Regions from separate parts of the Homo sapiens genome. Here region 2 is linked to region 1. A link is an interaction called in ENCODE POLR2A ChIA-PET data of the cell type or tissue named here. Cell type or tissue: PC-9. All regions are shown on one strand. Each heading gives the region's core, and the rest is flanking DNA. Links, peaks and the distances in the headings are about the cores only.

Region 1 (7,368 bases), core at 1,107-6,106:
CACATAGCCACAGTCTGCCAAAGACCCTCAGCCCCCAGCCTAGGTCCTCCCACTCCCAGGACTTGGACCCTGGATCAGCCCTGCTCAAAGGGAATATCCAGAGAATAAAGGCCAGGAGTTGCTAACTTCATAAGGGAGATGGCACTGACCCAGATCACGACCATAGGTGGGGACATGCATTTAGGGGAGAAGATGAAAGATTGACAGAAACTTGAGCAGGCTCATGTGGGAAGGCTTCTTGGAGGAGTGGCCCTCCTTCCCATCATGTCCTGCAGTGATACAAAGATTTTCCCCTGTAGATTCCAAACCCTTTGCTGGCTCCCCTGCCCAGAGAGTCCCTGTCTGTCTCCCCAAGAGTCAAATCCTGCCCCAGAGCCTGACCCAGGCTAGGATGTGCCCATTGGAACATTCACCCAACAACTATGTCTTGCCATCCAGCATTTCCAGAGACCTGATGCTCCACAGGCCAGGAGGCCTCAGGCCAAATGGGGAGCAAGGCAAAGAGGAGGCGCTGAAACTATGACACAGGGATGCCATTCTCATAAGGACATCCAACTGGGCTGCAAGGACACAAACCCTGTTCCCTCTGCCCCCACCCAGGGCCGAAAGGAGGAGCTCCAGGCCAGGACTCTGAGTGGGCAGGTGACTCCGAGAGGGACAGACAGACAGTAAGATAAGTGAGAGAGAGCATGACAATCGAAAACACAGAGGAGGCGGATGAGAATGCGAAGGAGACAGACCACAGGTTGGGTGGGAGTGACGTGGAGAAGGAAATGGGAGGAGGAGAGAGAAAAAACAAGAAAACTCCCCCTCACTTCAAGACCAGTTCCAGGAGGCTCTGGCAGCCCAGCCTAAGCCTCTTCCCCATTCCTCGCCTCTAGCCAGCCCAGCCCCTCCTCTGCTCTTTCTCTGCCTCCTGGATCATCAGGATTGTGTCCTGTTACCAGTGACAGGGGACTGGGGTAAAGGGGATAGACTCAAGAGGCAGGAAAGGGAGATGTAGATTCCTGTCCCTGGACCATGTAAGGACTAGAAGAGCAGGGTTCCGGAGTCCCAGAGGGTACAGGATGTCCAGGTGTTATTTCTAGCGGGGGTTGTCCAAGCCCATCCTCACCTGAAGCCCCAAGCAGGTTTGTTTATTTGTACATCCAGGAGGGAGTTGGAGACTGCTTGGGTACCCAAACATCCTCAGAGAGACGGAAACCTTCCCCCACTTTCCATCTCCCACCTCCCAACCCCTGCCAGGCCTCCTGCTTCCCTGGGTGGGGGTCCAAGCCCCCAGGTGGTTCAGGCTCTGTACCAAGGCCAGGAGAGGGTGATGTCAGGCCCTCTGGCCTAGCTGGGACAGAGAGCCCTGCTCAGAGAGTGCAGCCTGGACCAGGACCCCCAGGGATGCCAGTTCCAGAGTAAAGGGAGTAGAGCTCCTCACTCCAACTGTCCAGGTTCCCATCCATCATAACTGGGTGACCTTAGACTAGGCACTCAAGCCCTCTGAGCTTCCTCCTCTGTCAATTGGAGTGATGAGAATTAAAGCATCCACCTCAAGTGGTGGTTGTCAGGAGGATTGAAGATGAGCTGGGGGAGGAAAGGAGACGGGGTGAGGAGGGGAGAGGGAGGAGGTAGGGCTGGGCTGTTTGTGGAGTTTTGTTTATTTGGGGCTTTTTTGTGGCTGTTCCTGTTTGGCAGCCACAGCAGTGACAGTCAAAGACATCTCTACTGACTGCACCCAAGGAAGACTGTCCGGCCAGAAAGGAAGCAACAGGCAAGCCCCACATACCTCCCCCAGCCCAGAGCCCCAGGCTAGCATGCCTTCCATTGCTCCAGGGAGGTGAAGACATCCGAAAGCAAAGCCCCCTGGTGTGGGGCCCAAGAGGCAAGCCCTGCAAAGCCAGCCTAGGAGCCAGGGACTTGGCAATTAACCAAGACCTGTCAACTCTCAGGAGCTGACTGAGGCCAAAGGAAGGAAGCAAGAAATAGATTTAAGTCATGCACAGGCACTTGGGAGAAAAAAGCGTTCGGCTCCGAGAGAATTAGGTGGCGGGGCTGCCCTAAACTGCACCCCAGACAGTAAGAAGGCAGCTTCCTTCTCTAACCCGCTACCCTTTCTAGGGGTCCTAAAACTTAGAGGCTCAGATTAAAGAGCTCCTCACCCCAACTGTCCAGGTTCCCATCCATCATAATCGTGTGGCCTTAGACTAGACACTCCAGCCCCCTGAGCCTCCTCCTCTGTCATTTGGAGTGATGAGAATTAAAGTGTCCACCTCAAGTGGTGGTTGTCAGGATTGAGGAGCTAATTCCTGCAAAGCATCTGGGACATATCTGATGTATCAGCTGTTATTCTGGCCTTGGCAGAGCCCAGACGCCACTGCTGCCCCCTCCCTTCCCCACAGAGTACACAGGGGTGACGGGTGGGGGGCAAGGTGCTGTGCTTGACCACATGCCATTCGGATGCCAGGCCAGAGTGAGGACGGTGGGAGGCCAAGGTGGCCCCACACGTGGGTGTTGAGTGGGGAGCGTGGCGCACGTCAGTCACCCACCAGTGCCTCGCTACCCTACCCGGCACCAGATCCTGGGATCAGGCTTAGGATGGACCCGTGGCCTCTAGACAGGGTCCTGTGCCCTTGTGAGCCAGAAGTGCCTAGTGTGTGAAAAAGATGTCTGCCCTGGAGGTGGAGGCCCAGGGTCCGCGATGTGACTGGCAAATGGTTCTCCCCGCTCAGGGGCTCTCTCTTCCTCTGGGCCCAGAGGGGGCTGCTACCCCTTCTATCTCTGACCATCTGTGACTCTCCCAGACACACTCCTCTCTCTGCTCTGGCCCCTGCCACCCAGAGCAGGATTGAGCCAGGTCCAGGAAAGACATGCAGATCCAGCCACCAGGGCCAGAACATCAGGACCACCAGGCCAGGAAAGGAGACGCAGGGCTGGGAGAGCTGGTAACCCCCTGGGGTGGGAGAGTGGGGTCTCAGGAACTGTGGAAAGGTAGGCATTGCCCTGGGCCAGGTGGGCCTCTGCCGCCCTGTCAGAGGCTCTGTGGGGGCAAAATGGGGTCTTTTCTATTTCTACTTCACAGATGGTGTAAAAGAGGTCAAAGGAGGCAGAGAAGAGAAAGAAGAGTGGGGAGGAAAGAGTGTGAGGAAGGCAGGGATTCTCATTGCCCCAGAGCAGAGCTGCATTCAGCCATACCCATCGCCCCTGCTAGACTCAGCACCCGGAAGGCAGTACCACTGATTGAGGCCAACTTTGTCCCCTGTCCTCTACCAAGTGCTTTGTACATGCTACCTCCTGTGAGGTGGGTGTTTTCATCCCCACTTTACAAATGAAGACAAAAGTCAAGTAACGTGCCTGAGGTCACATGAGTGGTGAGCAGTCCAGCTGAGTCTTGAACCAGGTCTCACATTTCCAATGCTGAGAGCTCCTTGGCCTTGACCGTCTATGTCCTCCCAGCCTCTGAGACAGTAGGGTGTACATAGTAGGTCCTCAATCAATGCTAGTTAAAGTGAAGGAAGGAAGGAAGGGAGAGGGGGTAGAAGGAAGGGGGAAGATAAGCCAGGGAGACTCTTTGGCAGCCAGAAAATAAATAATAAGTGCTGTTTTCCAGTGCCAGGCTGGCACGGTGCCCAGGATAGCTGCCCTACACTCGGGAGCTCAAGGCCTATGCTTGACTCATCTTTTCCAGAAGTATGTGAGCCCAGATACGTCAGCCTTCAAGTATGCAGTGAGGTCTGCGGTGAGGCGCTCTCTCTTCTCTCCTGCCCCCTTGAATGGCCTTCCTTTTGCCAACTCCCCACCCCCAACCCACCCGGCCAGTCCAGCCTTGGCCCCCTCCCCAGAGCTAGGCCTGCTTTCTTTGGGGCAGGGGGCTGTGGACCAGCCCCCTAAGCAATGCAGATACCTGTTGGGAGGGAGACCTACATGCTGCTGGGGGAGGGGCGGGAGCACCCACATCATCCAACAGGTTGGTCAGGCTGGGAGGCGTCCCGCCCTCCTGCAGCTAATGAGCACTGTGCAACAGGTGTCTGCTCCTCAGTCCCCAGCCCGCCCCAGCTGTGACCAGAGCAACCAGAGCCTGCCACCCGACGCAACCCCAGGCTCACTCGCTCACCCCCCTGGGCCCTCCTGCTTCCGGCCGGGGGCACCATGGCCTGCCGCTCCTGCGTGGTTGGCTTCAGCAGCCTCAGCAGCTGTGAGGTGACCCCGGTGGGCAGCCCCCGGCCTGGAACCTCAGGATGGGACAGCTGCAGGGCCCCCGGGCCGGGCTTCAGCTCCCGCAGCCTCACAGGCTGCTGGTCGGCTGGCACTATCTCCAAGGTGACTGTGAACCCCGGCCTGCTGGTGCCCCTGGATGTCAAGTTGGACCCCGCTGTTCAGCAGCTGAAGAACCAGGAGAAGGAGGAGATGAAGGCCCTCAATGATAAATTTGCCTCCCTAATTGGCAAGGTGAGCACAAGTAGGGGGTCCCAAACATGAAGGGCTGCCAGGCCTGGGCCGGTAGCTGAGCTCTGTGTTTCCCTGAGCATCGATCACCGCGCCCCACCCCTGCACCCAGCCAATGGGGAGATGGCACTGCTAACCCGACAGGCTAGCTCTGAGCAGAGGCTGGGGGAGGGAAGTCCCTGATCCATCCTGGCATGTGGGGAGAAAGGGACCCCAGGATGGCCTTTGAGGGATGTGTTGATAATAACATGCTGCATGACCTGGGGTCACCCACCACCCAGGCAGGGACTGGGGAGGACCACCTAGTGTGGCCAGGGGTGCCCTCTCGCAGGAATGGCTGATGGAGGCATGCTCTGCGGTCCTACTCTGAGGCAAGTGGACAGGGGAGATGGCCTCCCAGGCACCACGCTCCTGTTTATCCCTCAAGCCTCTGGTCCCACAGCATCTCTCTCAGCTGCCCCAGTCAGAAAAGCCAGCAGGGTGGAGGGTGAGTGCGGGGCTGCTGGAAGGAGGTTGCTGCCCAGACTGCTGCAAGTGAGGGTGCAGCTCAGGTGTCAGGAGATAGGAATGCAGGGGACGATGCCTCGAGTCAGAACAGGGAAGCCAGTTGGGCCTTCCTGCACCCTGCGCCCCTCCTGACTGCGGGAGGTGCATCCTCAGCATCACAACCACACTTCCTAGACTCCACTACCCATGGCCTGCAACAGGTCTGGGGCACTCGTGTCCACCTCTGCTCCCAGGGCAAGGGAGCTCCCAAGGAAGTTATCCACTTCCCAAATCTGTTCTTTACTCATCTTCTCCAAGAAACTCCTCCTGACTCTGCACCCTCCTGCACCCTCAAGAATAATCATGATAGTGCCAGCTGCCATTGGTTAATTGCTTACTATGTGCCAGGCACTGTGCTGATGCTTTTCAGGTTTATCTGTATTTCTCTCAACAACCTTATGGGAGAAGACAATTTTATGTCCATTTCACAGATAAGGAAAACTGTACATTTCTGAACCTGCCAGTAAACCAGAGGTCCAGCCTTCAGCCCCTGGCTCAGTCCTTGTCTGCTCTTGGCCTCTGATTCTGTGTTCCTCTGCATGTTGCTGGTCTCCCCCATGAGGTGGGAGCTCACAGAGAGGGGCAGAGGGAAGAAAGTAACATGCATTGAGCATCTACTTATGCCTTGCCCTCTGGAGGAACATTGCAAATGCAATGAAATTCAAGCCACACTGCCACCCTGCAGTGGCTGTTATTTTCCCAACTGTGCAGATGAGGAAACTGAGGACCAGCAAGGCTAAGTGCCTTGCCCAAGATCACACAACCAGCAAATGGTAGTCTGGATTTGAACTCAGGTCTGTTGAGACACGAAGTCAGTGGTCTCTGTGGTGGGAATCTTTTCTTTCCTTCTTCCATTCATGTGCCTAGACCAGAGTTTCATCATCCACACCTGGGGTACCCCTGGGTACCCAGAGGGGAAGGACCACAGTCCACTGAGGCAGAGCATCCCTTCCCCCAGCCCTAACTGCACAGAGCCTTGCATTGCTGAGCTGGTTCTCCCTCTAAGAGCAGCCCAGCTGCCCTGGGGAGGCAGGTCCCTAAAGAGCCACCTCCTGACCAAACCCAGTTTAATCCCTTAGAAGGAATGCTTCACTGAGCTATGGAATTTGGCTCAGATGGGTGGTTTTCTCCCTCAAACGCCAGCACTGATATCACCCTGTGCCCCTGCCATGGGGATGGGAGGATATAAGCACAGGGAAGAGGCCCTCAGGGTTGGGGTCCTGTGCCCAGAGACCAGGGCAATGCCCTTGAAGTTCTTTAGCAGAATTGGAGCCTCCCAACCCTTAGCCTTGACCTTGAGATGGGGTGCCCTTCAGGGTGGGACACAGGGAGCTGTGGGTACTGGCCGTTTGGGGGCCCTGGTTGCAGGGCCCCAAGGGGCCCCAGCTGACCCTTCAACTCTGCAAAGATCTGTTAGCCCCACCCTCCTTGCCTCCTTGTGGAGGCTGTGAGGGCCCACATGGAAGCAGGAAGTGGTTAAGATGTGAAATCTGGAGCAGCATTGTGGGGTTTAAATCCCGGTCCACTACTGACCAGCTGTGTTGTCTCAGGCAGGTTATTTAACCTCTCTGTGCCTCAGCACACATTAGGTTAGCAGGCTCATTAGAATCAAATGGGAGAATTTTTGAAAAGAATTTAGAACATATCTGGTATATATTAAGTATATTATAACTGTTAAATAAAAAATGAAATAAATGGGCCTGGCCCAGGGAGCAGCTAGAACCCAGTTAGCCCCTTCCAGGCAGGAGCCTGGAGAGCAGGTGGGGAGAGGCTCCCTGCCGGATAGAGGAGTGAAGGGACTCATGGGCAGGAGGTACGGCGCAGGGCTGTTGAGCAATTATGGACCCAGAGGAAGGCCCAGGGGTGAGACGCCATGACCAGTGGGTGGGGGCTCTGGGTAAAGAGAGGAGAGGGGTGGGGGCCCTCTGAGGAACTGAGAGGAACCTGGGAGCACTCAGGAGGAGCAGAGACTCTCAGGAGGTGGTAGAGGCCCTGGAACACTGTGGTTTCTTCCACTTGCTGGCTGCGTTTTCCTGGGCAAGTCATTTACCCTCTCTGCGCCCCAGATTCCACTGCTCTGCTCTGCCGGTGGTCCTGAGCTCGTCCCAGTGGAAGGACTGGTAAGGCAACAGTCATGAGATGAAGGGGGATGAGGAGAAGCAGTAGCAGCAGGAGAGGCCAGGGGAGGCAGGGAGGGCGCAAGGCCGACCTCCAGCAGAGGCTGCTGGCTGGGCTTCTTGCCTTCACGCACACACAGACAACAGAGGGGATGGAGAGAGAGGCAAGAGGCAGGACTGCCTGAGCTCATCCTGGGGAGGCTGTAGAGAGGGAACCTATGAGCAGTGGTAAAATGCCTGGAGACAGAGGGATGGAGACAGAGGGATGGAG
Region 2 (7,368 bases), core at 1,355-6,354, 150 kb before region 1:
TCCTCATGCTTCACACACTGGGCATTGGGGTCGATCTCTAGGTTGAGGGGCATGAGGAGGCTCTCGTTGATGGTAACAGATGTGATGCGGGGTGGGCTGGGCCTGCAAAGGCCCCCTGCCCAGTAGCCAAACCTGCCCCTGCTGTGTAGGGGCCATCTACAACTCACCGCGATCCGGGGAGACCCCACCGTACACAGGCTCTGACTGCCAAAGCCTCCGAGGCGCCTGGAGCCTAGCCCCCCAGGGCTGACCCCATGATGGGCCATGGCACTGACACAGCTGTGATACCCAGGCTTGGGCACAGTGGCAGAGCGGGAGCTGAAGTTCTTGACCCCGCAGCCAGAGCTGATGTGGCAGGATTGGCTCGCCATGCCTCTGTTCTGCGGGACAGTCCCCTGGACTGAGGATTGAAGGATGACACGGTCTCACATGGGAGGCCTGTTACTGCTCCTGCCTTTTATTGGGCAGGGGACAGGCCTCCTGACAACATAAAGGCAGAGAACATTATTAATGCCATTTATGAGCATAGGAATCTCCCGCTAGGCAGAACGCAAGGGAAACTGCAACCTGCCTCTTTTAATAGGCATATCAAAGAGACCCTGCTTCCCAATAAACCTGCCCTTGCCATTCCAACCTCACAGGCCTAGACATATCTATCAAGCCCCTAATTCCCCTCCAACCTGTGAGAGGACCAGGAATCATCATCCCACCAGTCAAGTCGAGGCTTGAGCCAGCACATTCTTGAAACTCCAAGCTATGTCCCACGAGGTTTCCACCAAGCCCATCCTTTCAGGTTAGGCACTTGTGGTTCAGACCCTTCAAGCCTTTCCCTATGATTGCTATTAGCTACAATTCGTCTTATAGGGTGGCCATTGGACTTTGTGTTGCTCCTCTTGAAGGCAGAAGTCATGTCTGTTCACCTTTATATCCCCTCTGGCAACTAGTAAATACCAGGTCCCCAGGCAGCCTTGGTTGAAATGAATGGACTGGACTCAGGAGGGAGGGGCCAACGTCTGCAGAGCATCTTTATCTAGTCCACAAACACTGACTGACCCTCCACTATGTGCCAGGCCTGGTCACTGGCCTCAGGAGCCGGCCTGGAGCAGGTGCCTTCATTTGGCAGGTAAGGTCCCACCAGAACAGGCCCTCAACTACAGGCTGGGGGAAATAAAGCTAGGTGGACAGTTTGCCTTTGAAGAACCTGACCTCACTGAAGAAACAGAGGCAGGGAAGAGTCACAGCCAGAGAAGGAAAGATGACCAGGTAAGGGGCACAGATAGCATGTTCTTAGCCTTCCTAGGAAGGTCACTTATAGCTGGCCAGAGGGTCACAGAAGAGGCAAGACCGAAGTCAGGTCCCAGAGGATGGCAACTCTTCAGGGAGAACAGAGGCGGGGGTGCAGAGTCTCCAGGCAGAGCACAAACCTAATTCCCAGAGAAATAAACCAGTGCATGAGATCCTTCACAAAGCAGGGCCCTCGGCCAGGGACAGCCCACCCCTGCCTCCCACCCCATCCTATAGGGCACTTTCTGTGTCACACCAAGAACAGGATGGAAATGGGACTGCCTTTTTATACAGCACAGCAGCAGTCTTGAGGCAATTATGCCAAACCGCCTCAGCCCCAGGCCCTTGAGTAGAGCTCTCTGTGCATGAAAACAAGAATAAAAAACAATCTTCTGGAGCTCTCTCTCAGAGAAGCAGGCTTGAACAAGGGGCACTAGAAAAGAGCCAAACACCACAGGAAAGAGTAGGAGTCTTCCTGGTCTTTTTCTTTCACATGCGTGCACACGCATACACATATACATGCACACACATGCATGCATGCACACATTCCTCACAAGAGAAAGACACAGAGGACAGAGTCACAAGCTAGGAGCAGAGCGTAAGGATGGACGCAGAGGGAGCAGGTTCCAGCCCAGCCCCAGGAAGCATCAGTCTGAGATGAGGGCCTTGTTTCTGCACCTGCAGCACAGAGCTCCAAGGGGAACCAAGACAACAGAGGAGGCCTGGGGAGGCACCCTCACCACTTGCTGGCCACAGAAGGACAACTCCCACACTAACCCTAACCCATGGGGAAGAGTTGAGTGTGTCTGAAGGTGAGAGGGTTCCTCCATGGTGGACACACTAAACAAGGGAAGCAAAATAGAAACCAGAGTTCAAAGCTGATGCTCTGGAGGGGCCTGTCTCGTGCTGGTCTCTATTTGTTTCTTTCAGTCAACCAGCATTTACTGAGCACCCACTATATGCCAGGCACCTTTAGATAAACTGGGAATATACCAGTAAATAAAATAGACAAAAACACATATTTTTGTGGGTTCACATTACAGTGGGAGAGACAAATTGTAAACTTAGATAAATAAATTATATGTTGGATGGCGATAAGTGTTACAGAAAGAAGAAAGAAACCGGCTAAGGGAAATCAGGAGAGCTGGAAGAAAGAGTGGGTACAATTTTGGCTGTGGTTATTGTAAGCTCCACTGAGAAGGGGACATTTGGACAAAGGTTTTAAGGGGGTAAGGGCAAGCCACATGTGCCGAGGAAAGAGCTTGTGCAAAGACCCACAGTGGGAACAAACAGGCCTGGTGTTCCCACCAAGAGCAAGGAGGCTGGTGTGGTTTTTGCAGTGAGAGTGAGGGAGTGAGTATGGGCATGGTCAGAGAGATACAGCGATGAGGAGTCTCCACACAGGTCATGGAAGGCCAGTGAGCTGTTGTAAGGACATCTGTTCCCACACAGAGTGCGGTGTAGAGCCTTGGAAGGTTTTGTGCACAGGACTGACATGACCCGACTTGTTTAAATGATCACTCTGACAGCTGCCTGGGAAACAGACTGTAGGCGACATGACAGTGAAAGGAGGGAGAAGGGTCAATCCTAGGAGATGGCAGAGGCTCCTGCCAGGGAGAAGGGTATGAGAATCCCTGGAGGGCGTGAGAGGTGGCCAGCTATGGATAGAATTTGAGGAAAGAGCCAACTAGATTTCTTGACTCACTGGATTTGAGATGTGAGCCAGGGGGAAGAGTCAAGAACGCCTCCACACTTTCTGGTAGGTTAAACTTGTCTCTGCAACAAAGATAAGCAGTAGCACACTGAGACAAATGCCAAGGCGAGTGCCCCAAATGCTCAATGCTCATCGTGGCTTTGCTGACTCGTGCAGCCTGGCACAAGTCACCTACCCTCTCTGGTCCCCAGTGTTCTCAACTGTACAAGCAAGAGTTGGACCGGCTGACTTCAACATTTCCTAAGGAAGCCATGCAGTCTCCTTTTTGTTGGAAATCCTTGAGAGTCACCTTGGCATTTGTCCTCTTTCCAGGCTTAAGAACCAAGAGATCACTATCTATCCAACCTCAGAGCCCCCGTCTTGTTCCCTAAGTACCAAGATTTCTTTTTTGTTTTGTTTGTTTGTTTTGTGCGTGTGCTTACATTTTCAACCCAGTCTGATTGAGGAATAATTGTCATACAAAAAGCTATACACATTTAATCTATACAACTTAATGAGTTTGGAGATGTGTACACACTAGTGAAACAGTCACCATAATCTACGCGATAAATCTATCCATCACCTCCAAAAGTTTCCTTCTACCCTGTTTATTTATTTATTATGTGATAAGAACACTTAACATAAGATCTACCTGCTGAGCAAATTTTTAAGTATACAATACAATATTTTTAACTATGGCACTATGCTGTATAGTAGATCTCTCAGACCTATTCATCTTATATAACCAGCACTTTTTATAGTTATACTGTTCTATTTTGAGCTGATAACTTCAATCACATGCAAAAACTCTATACTTGTACTCCCTCTCCCCAACACTTTATGTCAGGATTCACTTCTTTTTATATTGTGTATCCATTAACCAATTTTATGGTCATAGGTTATTCCTCATACTTTTGTCTCTTAACTTTTATGCTAGAGCTAAAAGTGATTTACATATTACCAATGCAATATTATATTATTCTGAATTTGTCTATATATTTATGTTTACCAGTAAAATTTATATTTTTCTGTACTTTCAGGTTGCTGTTTAGCATCCTCTTGTTTCAATTTGAAGAACTCCCTTTAGTACTTATAAGGCAGGGCTAGTGATAAACTCCCTCAGCTTTTGTTTGTCTGAGAAAGTATTTATCTTTCCTTTATTTTTAAAAGACAATTTTGCCAAATATAGTACTTTTTGGTTGGTGGCAAAGTAAAAACTTTTGCTTGGAGCAAAGTAAAAACTTTGCACACTTTGAGTATATCATCCCACTTTTTCTAGCTTGCAAAGTTTCTGCTGAGAAATCTGCTAATAGTCTTGGGCAGTGAGGAGGAAATTTTCCTTGAAAGTGATGAGTCATTTTTCTCTTGCTACTTTCAAAATTATCTTTTTGTCTTTGACTTTTGACAATTTAATTATAACGTGTCTCAGTGTAGACCTCTCCAGGTTCAACTATTTAGGGTCCTTTGGGCTTTATGAATCTGGATGTCCATTTCCTTCCCCACATTTGGAAAATTTTCAGCCATTATTTATTTCAATAAATCTTTTGTACATTTTCTCTTTTCTTTCTAAAACTCCTATGATGCATATATTGGTTTGTTTATGGTGTCCTGTAAAAATACCAGAGTTTTTGTCACTCTTTTTTTTTTCTTTTTCTTTCGTTCCTCTGACTGGCTAGCTTCAAATGACCTGTCTTTGATCTTGTTGATTCTTTCTTCTGCTTGATTGCATAGGTTGGTGAAGCTCTCTACTGAATTTTTCAGTTCAGTAACTGTCCTTCAACTCCAGAAATTCTGTTTGGTTCTTTTTTGTGGTTTCTATCTCTTCCTTGAACTTCTCATTTTATTCATGTGTTGCTTTCCTAATTTGCTTAGTTGTCTATCTGTGTTCTCTTATCATTAACCAAACTTCTTTAAAACTATTATTTTGGGCCAGGCACGGTGGCCCACACCTGTAATCCCAGCACTTTGGGAGGCTGAGGCAGGTGGATCACCTGAGGTCAGGAGTTCAAGACCAGCCTGACCAACATGATGAAACCCTGTCTCTACTAAAAATACAAAAATAAGCTGGGTGTGGTGGTGGGCACCTGTAATCCCAGCTACTCGGGAGACTGAGGCAGGAGAATCACTTGAACCTGGGAGGTGGAGGTTGCAGTGAGCTGAGATTGTACCATTGCACTCCAGCCTGGGTGACAGAGCAAGACTCCGTCTCAACAACAACAACAACAACAACAACAACAACAACAAAAAAAAAAAAAAAAAAAAAAAAAAAAAAAAAAACCATTATTTTGAATTCTTTGTCAAGCAGATCATAGATCTTCATTTCATTAAGATCAGTTACTGGGGCTTCATTTTCTTCCTTTGATGACATCATGTTTCTCTGATTTTTCATTATCTTTGTAGCCTTACATTGATGTCTGTGCATTTGAAGAAGCCGTCACCTCTTCCAGTCTTTTTAGGCTGGCTTTGGCAGGGAAAGCCCTTCAGCAGTCACCCCAGTCAGCAATCTGGGTGGGCCTGGTGCCAGAGTCTACAGGAGGGTGTGCTCAGTGCCAGGGTCCTCAGACAAGTGGGCCTGGTGCTAGGGTCCAGAATCCATAAACAGACCTGGTGACGGGGTCCTCAGGTGGGGCTAGTGCTGGGGTCCACAGACTGGCAGGTTTGGTGTCAAGGCCCATAGGTAGGCCCAGTGCCAGGGTTTGTGGGCAGATAGGCTTGGTGCCAGGGTCTGCAGCTGAGCGGGCCTGGTGCCAGGATCTGGGATCATCAGTGGGGCCTGGTGCCAGGATCTACAGATGGACCTAATGCCAGGGGCCAGAGTCTATGGTTATATGGGCTTAATGCCAGGGTTTGTAGAAAAGTCAGAAGTTCACTTCACTCTCCCTTTCACAGCAGAACTCTCAGGCTGAGAGGATCTCTCTCTCTCTCCCTCTCTCTCCCTCTCTTTGCTCTCTGCATTGTGCTATGTAAGCTTGGGGGAGGGGTGACATCGGTAAAAAGAAGCTGTCCTTCTTACCCTTTTTCAATACACGTTACATCTTTTCTTATTTCTTTGCCCTACACAGGTGCTATAAACTCTCACCTGGATTCTAGAGCTCTCATAAAGATATTTTTGCCCATAGAAGGTTGTTAAATTGGTATTTCTCCGGGGACATCAAGGGCTGGAACTATCCCACTATCTTGCTGACATCACTCTCCCAATATTTCTTGTAGTTGTTCTCCATCATTTCTACACGTTTTTTGGTCCCCCGAATGTGATATTATCTGAGCCCTAGGCCTCTAAGCCATCAAGATGAAGCCTCAGTGTCATGCCTTTGACCTCTAGCTCACCAAATGACATTCTCCTGCTTTTCAAGAGTGACCATTTTCACTCTGATGAGGAAGAAAGAAGCAAATTAGGCCCCGAGTGCTTTCCTTTGCTTCTTCTATTTGCTAATGTCACACTCTCTTCCTCAACCAATAGATCTGTTCCTCACCTTGTGCCCCATTCCTCACCTGTGCATCCCTGAGCTGCTTCTGGTTTCAAGAATTACTTGCAGAAAATAAAAGCCAACTTACTTTGTTGTCTTTGAAATTGATATTATGTAGCCTGCCTTCAGGCTGTTATAAAGGTAGCCTTTTAAAATCTGGGTTCAGGCCAGGCACAGTGGCTCACACCTGTAATCCTAGCACTTTGGGAGGCCGAGGTGGGTGGATCACTTGAGGTCGGGAGTTTGAGACCAGCCTGACCAACATGGAGAAACCCCATCTCTACTAAAAATACAAAAAAATTAGCCGGGTGTGGTGGCGCATGCCTATAATCCCAGCTACGGGAGGCTGAGGCAGGAGAATTGCTTGAACCCGGGAGGCAGAGGTTGTGGTGAGCCGAGATTGCACCATTGCACTCCAGCCTGGGCAACAAAAATGAAACTCCATCTTAAAAAAAAAAAAATCTGGGTTCAAATATCTCTTTCTTTAGCAACATTGATTTCTTTACATGCCTAGCTCCTTCCTTTTTCATTAAAATTATTTATGAAAATACTTGCAGAATTTTATTTTATATTTCTTCCTCTTCCTAGGGTCTCTTACTATGTGTCATACCAATAATTTCTTGAAATTTAATTATAAAACATACTTTTCTAGAGTTACGGTCCAAAAATGTTCTTCCATTGCTGTGATGGAAAAGCAAAGAACAAGGTTTCTTTCTCTTAGGTTTATTTATTGTCATATCAGCAATTAGAGCTTTTTGGACCAGGAAAGCACTTAGTCTCATGGATTCCTCTGCCCTCTGGGAGATAAAACTGTTGGGGAGGGATCTCAATAATTGCAGGCGCTCTGTTCCTAACATCTGTGTTCAGGTATCTGCACGTATTCTGATACAGGAAATTGTTCATTCAACAATATTAAAGCCTTAC

The links. ChIA-PET counts read pairs that join two places held together with the same protein. Peaks named below come from ENCODE experiments on the same cell type or tissue, not always from the same donor. Only the 100,000 strongest peaks of a DNase experiment are listed, where the experiment ranks them.
Region 2: POLR2A ChIA-PET joins it to region 1 with 8 read pairs; 4 of 35 experiments call an interaction of 5 or more read pairs at or near these places.

The regions. Positions count from the first base shown.
Region 1 is chr12:52,188,672-52,196,039 of GRCh38, reverse strand. KRT80 (keratin 80) reads left to right here and starts at 4,026. Exons shown (of 9, transcript NM_182507.3): 1 at 4,026-4,437. The coding sequence starts at 4,138. In PC-9, for the core only: no CTCF peak of the experiment used is centred there; DNase peaks (open chromatin) are centred at 1,789, 3,669, 3,999 and 4,989; H3K4me3 peaks cover 2,359 bases; H3K27ac peaks cover 4,028 bases.
Region 2 is chr12:52,334,200-52,341,567 of GRCh38, reverse strand. No RefSeq gene overlaps it. Among named protein-coding and RNA genes, the nearest start is that of KRT83, 16 kb to the right of the region's middle. In PC-9, for the core only: no CTCF peak of the experiment used is centred there; a DNase peak (open chromatin) is centred at 4,337; H3K27ac peaks cover 977 bases.